Regions from separate parts of the Homo sapiens genome. Here region 2 is linked to region 1. The links are chromatin contacts, found by Hi-C or POLR2A ChIA-PET in ENCODE. All regions are on one chromosome and are shown on one strand. The core of a region is the stretch at or near the end of the contact, and the rest is flanking DNA. Distances in the headings are between cores, read along the strand shown.

Region 1 (5,431 bases), core at 1,828-4,327:
TTTTGTAGAATGAAATTTGAAATGTGTTATCATTTTCACATATCATGAAATATTACTCTTACGCTTCCCCCACCACCCTGCTCAACCATTTAAAAACGTAAAAACCTTTCTTAGCTTGCAGGATGTACAAAACCAGGCGGCGGGCCCTATGAAACCAGGCAGTGGGGCCTCCAAAACCAGGCGGCGCGCCCTGCAAAACCAGGTGGTGGGCCCTGCAAAGCACAGCGGCCAGCCCTCCAAAACCAGGCGGCAGCCGGAGTCTGCCGCGCCCTCCTGCCCCGCCAGCCAGAGACTCCTGCGCCCTGTCCTAGGTCCCCTCTTGTGGCCTCCTGCCCCTCCAGCCAGTCTGCCGCGCCCCATCCTAGGCCCCCTCTTGGGGCCTCCTGCCCTGCCAGCCAGAGTCTGCCATGCCCCGTCCTAGGTCCCCTCTTGTGGCCTCCTGCCCTGCCAGCCTGGTTGGCCGTGCCCCGTCCCAGGTGCCCCTCTTGCGGCCTCCTGCCCCACAAGCCTAGTCTGCGGCCACGTGTGCTGCAGCCATGCACAGTTTGGTGCTCCTGCCCTGGAGGCACCCTCCTGCCGGCCGGCCGTCGCCCCTGCCGAGTCTCCCTGGCCTTCGGTGCCCCAGCCTCAGGCACACTGGCCACCTTCCTGTGCCTCCCAGTTCAGGGCCTTTCCCCTGCAGTTCCCTGGAGGGGAACCTTCTTGCCTGGCTCACTGCTGCCATCTGCTTAGAGGCCTGTCCTGGGAAGCCTTTCCTGCCCCCAGGCCTGCTCGAGTCCCCTGACAAGGGCTCTTGGTCCCCCGGGCTTTCCCCTTCCGGGTCGCACAGTTTGTTGCATTTACTGTTCCATTTGTATCTAAAGCCTTTGGCAGGGGCTGGTCCAACAGCAAGTGCTCAGTAAGAGCAAAGCTTTCTCCCAGGCCCTCTTCGTGCCAGGAAGCGGGCTGAGCGCCTCCATGACCCCCACCCCCGCCCTTGGGGCAGTCTAGAGGGGGCTTTGCTCTCAGCCCCATTTTCCTGACAGAGGCCGGGCTCCTCGTGTCTGGAATGACACTGCCAGAAAGAGATCCTTGGAAATGCTTGGAAACACGATGAGTGGCCCGCAGGGGCGGCAGTGGGGACCACACTCGCTTGGCCACACATAGCATCTTCTTGGTGGCCGTGTCCCTCGAGCTCAACCTCCTTGTCTGAAATGGGATGACGGTGGCCACCTTGCAGACTCTTGGAAAGATTTGGTGCAAAAAGTGTGTGTCTGGCGCCCAGCGCAGTTTCTACCCCACAGCAGGGCCCACTGAGCCTCAGGACTCGGCACCCTCACCCCGAGCCCGGCGGCTCACTCCCAGTGAAGGGCACCGGCCCTCACCCGCCGCCTGCCCTCCCTCAGCATCAGAGCAGAGTGCAGCGGGCGGCCTGAGGGAGTGGCTCTCTTCCTGAGACTGCCGCCTCACTACCCACCTCTCTTCCCCTCCCCTCTCGCCGCCAAGTGGAAGGTGAAGCCCTGGGCGCGCTGCTGGGCGCACCTGGACACTGCACGGGTATAGTGGGGGGTGTGGTCGTGGTCACTAGTGCCTGTCTGCAGAAGGAGGCATTCTGGGGCAAGCAGAATCAGGTGAGCCAGATGGTCCTACAACACCTAAGTCTGAGATGGGGAAGGGAGCTGTTAATACTCACATGAGGACCATGAGTGAGGAAAACCTGCTGGCAACACGGGACGCTGAAGAAGGGGCCTCACCCCGTCTCCTGCTTCTCCCCAGGGCCTCCTGGGTTTGACTGGGCGAAGATGGGGCACGTGCAGGCTTTGCTGTTGGCAGGGTCAACAGCAAGCTGTGCTAGTCCTCAGCAAATGAGGTATTTAGATCCCTGGGGGCAGGGTGATGGCGGAGAGCTTCCCGGAGGAGGTGGTACTTGAGATGCCCTGAAAAGTAGATGGCTTTTGGTAGCTAAGGGTTGGAGACAGGTGGTTGTTCTACAGAGAGGGCTCTGTGTGGCCACAGACTGGAGGCGCTGCCACAGTGCTTCATCCTGGATCATTGCTGGAAGGGGTGTTGCAGTTTTTGAAATCTGCGTTCCAGCAGCAGTTGGGGCAGAGGAAGCTGCATGCCACCAGCTCTGATGAGTAGAGACATAAGGCAGCGGCTGCCGCTCACTGCAGAGCTCGACCTGGCTGGCACTGGGCCACCTGCTTGGTGTTCTTCCCTCTGCCTTGCAGGGGATGGTGTTTCCCTGCAGCAGATGATGAGTCTGAGACCCAGGGAGATGCGTGATAGAAGGTTCCAGAGAGGTGGCCATGCCCCATGGCTGGTCGGGCAGCTGGGTGATGATCAGCCTCTGCGGTGTCAGGGTCGGGGGCAGCACCCCAGTGCCCTGGGGAAAGATCTTGTTGCCAGGGCCCCTCTGCCCTGACACATGCCCTTTCTCTATTCTGGGTGGGTTTGTTTCAGGACCGCCCAGCACTGGCACCTCCCCTGGTCCTTGGAAGACTCTGGGCAGCACCAGGTGGGGGCGGCTCTGCCCTGGTTAATGGATGAAGGAGGGACAGGTGACGGGCCAGTCTGAGGTCATGCAGCTGTGTGGGGGTTGAGGCCTCGTGCCAGCCCGTGCAGGTCTCTTGCCTCTGGAGCGCCATTCACTTCCCCCCTCCACCGGCAAAATGGCCCCTTGGGTTGGTGGGAGGTTGGGAGACAGAGAACCAGGTGCCTGAGTCCAGAGATGGCCCCAGGGCTGACCAGCTCTGCCCTCTGGCCACATGGCTTCCGGTCCTGGGCCTCCTGCTCCCGGGTGGCTGGTGGCCCAGCCTGTTCTCCACCCTACTCTGTGTGTCGCGCACTGGCTCGTGGCATTGAGCCGCAGAGGCAGAAACCCTGTGCTTGGTGTTGCTGGCTTTCTGGAGGGGGCACAGAATAAGGATGAATGGAGAGAGGAAGATGGCACTTTCAGATGAGAGAGAGAAGGCAGGCAGAAGGCAGGGCTGCCTTCAGGTGACGCCGGCAGGCTCCCTGATGAGGTGACAGGGCGGTGGGGTGCGCAGCTGGCGCCGCCTTCCCCTCACCACTAGCACCTGTGCTCCCCGAATGCCGTTTCAGCTGAGTGAGTTCAGCTGGGGCCTGTTGGGGAGCTCGGGGCCCTGGCAAAGTCAGCAGGCTGACAGCAGGAGGTCCTCGTGGGCCAGAGGTCAGTGGTGGGGCTCTGGGACATGGCCGGAGGCGGGGCCGGGCCCGGATTAGTGCCTGGCTGCCTGTCCTGCCGGCGGCCGTGGCTCCGGGCTCTGTGTCTCTGCTGCAGGAAGTCTTCATTTGCTTGTCCTCCCTCCCTGTCAACATCCTCTGTCCGAGTTCCGGACGGCTGCGGCGTCCGCTCCTTCCTGCTGCCCTGGGAGCCGAGCCGTCCTCATGCAGCCCCTGCCTGGGGACCCATCTCCTCTGGGCCTGGCTTCGTGTGTGGTTGGGCACTGAGCGGCCGACACATTCCTAGGGTGGAGACCGCACACACAGCGTTGAGCCTCTGACAGCCGCGTTCAGATCCTGGCTCAGCACCTCGTGGCAGACCCGTGGCGCCTCTCTGGACCCTGCATTCTCCGCTGTCAAAGGGGGTATTTTAGGAGCCCCTCCCAAGGGTTGGCCGAGGACCCGGCTGTCAGCCCGGTGCCTGGCAAGTGGGAAGTGCTCGGCGGACATGTCTCCCAGCCCCTGCAGGGTGGAGCCATGAGCTCGCCTCTCCGACACCACCACCCCTGGCACGAAAGCTCTTCCGAAGCCTCAGTGCCCCTCCCCATGTGCCCACTTGACGCGGCTGGGGTGGGCGCTCCGGGACCTGCAGACCTGCTCTCACACTGGGGTCAGGAGCTGGCTGGAGGAGACCCTAAACCCAGCGAACTCCCCTGCCCTGACCCCCTCAGCTCTGATGAGCCCCCTTCTTCACCGGGGCCAGCCCCAGGCTCAGGTGCCCGGTTTTTGGTCCCCTGAAGCTTCGTGTTCTGAAGGACTCTTTGCCTGGAGCTGGGGACGCTGTTTGGCTTCTGAATCCAAAAGATAAACAAGAATGACAAATACAGGACCGTGGAGGGGACAGGACTGGGCAGTGGGAGCTTGAACTTTGGGCCAGACTGAGCGGCTGCGCCCCTGAGTTAGGTCTCCTGCTGCCTGGCAGCTGCAGGTTTTGCAATCCTGATGCTGCTGGAAACAGTGTTTCTGTTTTGTGGGGTTCATCTGTCAGTCTTTACAGAGTTTGTGTAAGGATGAAGACAAATCATTCTCACAGACCTACTCCTTGTCCCCTAGGCCAGCTTGGCCCTGAAGTCATCAGTATTTCTGTTGGTTTGTTTTGTACTTTTGGGTTCAAAGGCAGCGCGAACACGCGGTATCTTTCCGTGACCCGCCAGGTGCTTGCGGGCTGTGGCCTTCCCAGGATTGGGGAGCCCGTCTCCAAGTTTCCTCAAGGCCTCCCAGCCCTGTGTTCTTTGAAATCTGCATAGGGGTGGGGAGGGGGTGCCTGCCTGTCTTCTGTTGTTAAGGACTTTAAAAAATGCTGTGTTGGCTGCCTCCAGGGTCATCCTTCCACAGGGGGATCCTTTCTGCAGTGGCTGGAGTAGGAGAGGGTCCCCCAGCCTGCAATGGAGGAGGTGGCAGTGAGATCCTCCTAGTGGACCCTGGGACCAGCATCCTCTGGCCGGCGGGCCAGGGAGGGCAGTTTCCCCAGCCCTGCCCAGCCCTGCCTGTCCTGGCCTCACCCTCGAACACCGTGTGCCTCCCCGCTCCTGGTCTTGAATGTGTGTCCAGTTTTCAGCCACATTTCTGGGATCATCACATTTGTCTCATACACGTAGGACATCTCCAGAGGCAGGGGGCGTGGGAGCTGCGTGCCCTAGGGCAGGTGGACGCATACACGTAGGACATCTCCAGAGGCAGGGGGCGTGGGAGCTGCGTGCCCCAGGGCAGGTGGACGCCCCATCCCCTTTGCCAGCTGAGGGGCAGAGGCCTGAGGTACTGAGCCACCTGGACTTGGCGTGGCCTTCCTGACTCAGGTGCTGCCCCCTTGACCTCGGCTGCTCCCCCGAGTTTTGAGGCCTATGTTTTGGTTTTTCTGCCTTGTTCTGTTCTCTGGCGTGTCTGTGGTTGGCGTCCGGCAGGGGCTGCAGGCTGCGTGTTGAGGGGCAGGCTCTGGACACTTGCCTGCAGCTCCAATGTCCCACCTCTGACTGTTGTCAGGAACCAGAGGTGCCAGGTGAGTGACAGCTGTCGTGGATGGGGATGGACCGCCTGTCATGTCATTTGCCTGGGTAAGTGACAGCTGTCATGCGTGGAGGGTGACTGGCCCCAGGGCCATTGCCACGTGTCCCCGGTGCACAAGGTGCCTAGACAATCCTTGTCTGGCAACATTCTGTGTCCCAGGCCCCCTGGGGTGGCGGAAGGTTCTAGTCCTTCATGCTCATGA
Region 2 (5,431 bases), core at 1,642-4,141, 34 kb after region 1:
GCCATGCGCAAAGGCGGGTCAGGTTCATTACTCAGCCTGCTGGCCTGACGCCTTGGTCCTGGTGCGTGCGGAGCTGAGGAAATGGGCCCGAGCGAAGGAAGTTCAATTGTCCAGACAAAATCAACTCGTGACACTCCTCAATCAATCCCTGGCTGAGCTGTGCTTTCCCTGCCTGGAGCAGTGAATGAGCTGGAGTGGCCTCGGACATCTGCCTTGGGAGCCCCGCACTGCAGCCTCTCTTTAAGGGCTCAGTGCGGTCTGAGCATAGTGGCTCACACCTGTAATCCCAGCACTTTGGGAGGCCGAGGCAGGTGGATCACTTGAGGCCAGGAGTTTGAGACGAGCCTGGCCAACGTGGGGAAAGCCTGTCTCTACTAAAAATACAAAAATTAGCTCGTCATTGGTGGCACAGGCCTGTAGTCCCAGCTGCTCGGGAGGCTGAGGCGGGAGAATCGCTTGAACCTGGGAGGTGAAGGTTGCAGTGAGCCGAGATCACGCCACTGCACTCCAGCCTCGTTGATGCAGTGAGACTCTGTCTCACACACACACTCACAAAGGCCATAGCGCGGGGGCCCTGGTGATGGCCTGGGAAGCCTCTCAGTGTTCATGATGACTGTCAAGTTAGACCAGTTTGTTTTTTTTTTTTTGAGACGGAGTTTTGCTCTTGTTGCCCAGGCTGGAGTGCAATGGCATGATCTCGGCTCACTGCAACCTCCACCTCCCGAGTTCAATCGATTCTTCTGCCTCAGCCTCCTGAGTAGCTGGGATTACAGGCATGCGCCACCACGCCTGGCTAATTTTGTATTTTTAGTAGAGACGAGGTTTCACCATGTTGGTCAGGATAGTCTCAAACTCCTGACCTCAGGTGATCCACCCGCCTTGGCCTCCCAAAGGGCCAGGATTATAGGCGTCAGCCACCGCGCCCAACGACAGACCAGTTTTAAAGCAGATACGGGCCTCCCTGAGTCTCGGTCTCCTCATCTGTAAAATGGGTGATAAGGGACCACCCCCGCCCCCTGCTAGAGTGGTTATTGGATCTGACCAGCTAATGGGTCCCTGGTGGGGTGGTGTGTAGAGTTGTGCAGGTGACATTGATGTGTGCAGGAATAAGGGGTCGAGGCCAGACCCTACCTTTCACCTGCTTGCTTGTTTTCGGAAGAGATGCTTCTGGAAGCGAGGTTGCCACCTAAGCAGCAGTGGCTGTCCTTGGGGGCCCCTGACGTCTTGGAAGGCATCGTGGACTCTCTGCTGCTTGAGGAGAAAGCAGGGCCCTTTGAGAGGTGTCAGCAGTCAGAGGACACCTAAGAGTGCTTCCTAGACATTCATTCATTTGTTCATTCATTAATTCATTGGTTCATTTGTTCGTCTACCAGATACTGAGCCCGTGTGATGGGCTAGGCATTGTCCAGGGCATTTGGGACCCAGAGGGAGCAAACGGCGTCAGCTCCTGTCTCCGTGAGCACCTGGCCAGCCTGTCACCCAGGGTCACCTGTTTATCTACCTGATGGGCCCCAAATTTGATCCATTCCATCAAGCTGCATCTGTTGAATAGTAATCAAGCTATTTTAAGTGGTTTTTGGAATGAGCATGGCATAAATAAAACAGGAAATTAATTTGTTTTCCCATTTTTTTATTGATCAAAGACATCCTCAGCTGCCAGTCAGAGCTTCTGATCAGCACGACGCAGCATTGTGGCCCCAGGGAGTCAGCACCACTCCAGCTGGAAGCAGAGCAGCCAGGCGTGCAATCGGTCTCTGCTAAGCGCAGTGTTAGTGACACTTGTTGAAGTATTTCAAGAAAACGCACTATGTCTATCTATGTCTGTGGGTACTTCCTGGAGCCTTTGCCGCAGGGCGTGGAGGCTGCACATGGAGACCCCCAGCTTGCTCAGAAAGACCCAGAGGCTTGAAAAGAGAGTGCCTGTTCTCCTGAGGCCCAGAAGCTGTGGTGCCCTGTTGCTTTCAGGGCTGTGGTGCCCAGGTTCCCTTTTGCAGCAAGGAGCACATGGGGTGGGGGTCTTCACCTCCCAGTTGCTGGGCTGCTCTGGCCATGAGCAGAGAGCCTGAGGCCAGGCCCCAGAAGTCCCTTGTCGGCCTGTGTCCCTCCCCCAGTCCCTGGCAGCTGCCTTGAGGAGCTCTGCTGCGAACTAAAGGCCAGCGGGGTGGCGGGCTAACAGCTCCAGGGTGGGACCATGGTGATGAAGGGCCCAGGTTCTCGTGCACTGTGGCTGCTCCTCAGCTCCAGCTAACTGTGGCACCCCAACCCCCCTGCCAGCTCTCCCAGTGACCAATGTCTCAGGGGACTTCTGGACTTCCCCAGTGAGATGGCCTCAGTACAGTCTCTTTGAGTGAGAGTCCCAGCATCGTGGGAGTCAGAGGGCAGGGTTCTCCTTGCCCATTTTACAGATTGAGAAACTGAGGTACAGAGAAGCTGTGTGGCTGTTGAGTGGGAGCAGGCCTGGGTTGTCCCCACCTGGAGCACCTGCTGTGGGGTCTGCACTGGAATGTGGTTGTGTGCAAGAGGCCAGGGGGAGGTAGGACTGTGCAGGACAGGAGTCGGTGGTTCAGGGATGCCAGCCAGAGACCTGGGAGGAGCCCTGCCTGTTGGTGACGATCTACATGGATGGGGAAGGTTGGGCCAGGCGATCTGGAGACCCCAGCTTGGGGCTTTCCCTGCAGGACCCCACCCCCAGCTGAGTGCCACTCCTGGGACTGAGGACACCCGGGCCCCTGACCTTCCTGGTGGGGCAGCCAAAGGGACTTTCCCGGGCATGGGCCTGCCAGAGGCTGGGGGCATCCTGAGAGGAACCGGGCCTGGGTTCAGATCGCGGGTCACCTGCCTTCTGGGGCCTCCATTTCCACATCTGACGGAGCAAATGTGGATGTGAAAGTGCTAGTGGGCTGTGAAATGGCGCATGCGTGCTAGTTAGTTATTATGTGCCGATCAATCAGGTCAGCCCCCTCCTCTCTGGCCCCATTCCTAAGCCTTGGTTTCTGTGGGTGGGGCCTGCCCCTCAAGCCCAAAGGCCGGGCTCCTACACTCAGTGCCTCCCCATCTCCTCTGAACAGACTGAGTTTTTGTCAAAGTACTGTTGTCATTTTAAAAAAGAAAAAATAATGGGATTTCCCTGCCCAGAAACCCATAGACAGGATAGCTTAGAGGCCAGCAGTCTGGCCTTGGGGGTCAAACCATCCCAGATCCATTGTTAGCTCAGTTACATCCTTGCTAGTGACCTTGGGCAGGCCAGCTGACCTCCTGAAACCTCAGTTTCCTCATCTGTAAATTAGGAATTGCTGCAGTGACTCAAGGGAGCTCTTAGCCCAGTGCCTGGCCTTCTGGAAAACCTGGCGGCCGTGGAGCGCCTATAATCACTGTGAGTCAGCGCACCGAGACGCGTAGCCAGTCTTGGCCGGAAGGGCCTGGAGCTCTGTGCCAGAGCCTCACTGTGCACATGAGGAGACTTGCCCGAGCTCTCCTGGGAGGAGGGAGCAGCGAGGGTCACCTCCCATAAAGGTCAGCCCGGCCCCACGCTCCTCCTGCATGGTCCAGCTGGGGCCCAGGAGTCAGCCCCTGAGACAGTGTGGCACCTGCCTTGACGACGCAGGCCTTGTGCTGCCGTCCTTGGCGAGACAGGACTTTCTTGCATCCCCTTAGGCGGGGGCCTGCTGCCCTTTTGCATCCCGGCCACTCCATTTGCCCCTGAATCCTGGGCCTACCCATGAGCTCACTGCTTGGAGCTTGGTTGTCTGTCTGTGCAGTGGGCCAGTGCACACCTCACAGGCTCTGCAGGTGGTGAGTGAGTTGGCTGTTGTGCACGTCAGCATCCTCCCTGCCTGTGGTCATTGTCAGGCTCTGCTATTACTCCATCACCATTGCCCAGGGGTCGATGGCCAAGCCACCTGTGTTCAAACTGCAGCTCCCCAGCTGAGGCCTGCTGGCTATGTGACTCAGGCAAGTGGATTTGCCTCCCCCGGCTTAGTTTCCCCTTTTGTACCCCTCTCAGGTCATGCCGGCTAGATGCCAGCTCTGGAGGGCGAGGCAGGCCTGTCCTGTTTCCCACTCCAGCACTGCCGGTGACCCGTTGCCAGTAAGGGGCAGTGGAAGGGCCCACATAGGCTGAAGGGCGCCCCTGCTCTCGGTGGGCTGCCGTGGGTTCTGCAGGGCAGAGAGGCCTGTCCCTGCCATTGTGTCCCCATCACAATAGATTGTTTCAGAGACCCTAAAGAGACGTGACTGTCCTGTGAGCATGTGAGCTTGGCCGGTGAAGCTTGCCATCCAGGATGCCCTCGGGCCTCACCTGTGGCTCAGACCTGGGCTCCTGGCTCTGGGGTCTTGGCTCTCCGGCCCTGCGCCGCCTCTCCTGTCTGTGACACCCCGCCCTGGCGCCTTGCAAGAGCTGAAGGACAGTGCAGCTGAACCTGGGGAGGTGGGCGACTGGGCATGGAGCCTGTGTCACCACACTAATCCGATTTCAGCCTGATTAGATCTGCGGCTGCCGATGAATGGGCCGGAGAGAAAGGGGCTGACGTTTCCAGGGCACACTACACGCTGCCTCTCATTGCAGCGCCAGAGCCTGGACAAGGGATTCTTGGGGCCCAGGGGCGGGAGCCCTCCCTGCAGTCTGGGGCTGTGGGGAGCAGGAGGTGGGGTAGCCCATGCCCCCTCAGAGTGCCCTAAACAAACACAGTGGGGACCCCATAGCCGCCAGCCTGGGGGAGAGGGCACTCAGCCCTGGGACCCTTGTCACAGGGCTTGTTTTCTGGGGACAGACCCTTGCTGTGGCCACTCAGCTGGACTTAAAGTCCAGGATGCTGGGGGAAGCAGTGGCTGCCTTTGTGGGGGGTCCCGAAGGCCAGGTTGGATCAATGAGAGAGAAGAATGCCGCTTGCTCCTGCAGCCACAGGTGACAGCTGAAGCCAGCCTTCATAGCTTGGGCGTGGACAGGGGACTTTTCACCTGGCGCTGACCACCATCTGGGCCTCCCTTTGCCACTGTCCCTCGGCCTGTGTCCTCAGTGGGCCCCTGTGGCCATGATGCACCTGCAGCAACCTCAGCCTTGGGTCCGGTCCCTGCCAACCGTCAGGGTCTCTGTCTAGAACCTGGACCTTGAGGCTCTGATTGGCTCCAGAGCGACCACAGACCTTGCAAACCAGGCCACTGAGGAAAGGGGTACAGGGATGGCAGGAGGGACCTGGTGCCTGCCCACACGCCCGTCCTCTCAGAGGGCCTTTGCCCTGGCCGATGTCGACATGGCTTCATTCTTGGCGCTGCCGCCCTCTGGTCAGGTGCCCACGTCCTTAACTCTCTGTGCCTCAGTTTCCCTTTGTGGAAAATGGGATGAACTGTAGAAAGCACAGGAAATGCTCCCTGAAGGGAGGCCGGGCCGTGTGTGGCCTCCCTCGAGGTGGAGCCTGACGTGGCCCCCAGGCTT

The links. A loop is a pair of places that touch in the nucleus more often than their neighbours do. ChIA-PET counts read pairs that join two places held with the same protein, here RNA polymerase II (POLR2A). Pooled maps may share reads with other maps.
Region 2: a map of posterior vena cava shows a loop between it and region 1 (7-fold over the local background). The contact joins two enhancer-like sites. A Hi-C loop is called at or near these places in 5 of 168 maps with a recorded cell type or tissue (breast epithelium, heart right ventricle, mammary epithelial cell and 2 more), 7 of 37 single-sample maps with no recorded cell type and 6 of 50 pooled maps. POLR2A ChIA-PET finds 5 or more read pairs at or near these places in 7 of 52 experiments (GM10248, GM12878, MCF 10A and 4 more).

Annotation. Positions count from the first base shown.
Region 1 is chr9:133,977,422-133,982,852 of GRCh38, reverse strand. The region is part of intron 1 of VAV2 (vav guanine nucleotide exchange factor 2); the gene reads left to right. Among named protein-coding and RNA genes, the nearest start is that of VAV2, 12 kb to the left of the region's middle. RefSeq lists enhancers at 2,625-3,140, 3,094-3,143, 3,657-4,174. Within about 2 kb of position 3,077, at least 13 of the 41 ENCODE cell types and tissues checked have a DNase peak (open chromatin) inside an H3K27ac peak, as active enhancers do; they include OCI-LY7, where a contact is called at or near this core.
Region 2 is chr9:133,942,916-133,948,346 of GRCh38, reverse strand. All of the region lies in intron 1 of VAV2 (vav guanine nucleotide exchange factor 2), which reads left to right. Among named protein-coding and RNA genes, the nearest start is that of VAV2, 47 kb to the left of the region's middle. RefSeq lists enhancers at 2,298-2,407, 3,068-3,117, 3,157-4,010. Within about 2 kb of position 2,891, at least 8 of the 41 ENCODE cell types and tissues checked have a DNase peak (open chromatin) inside an H3K27ac peak, as active enhancers do; they include OCI-LY7, where a contact is called at or near this core.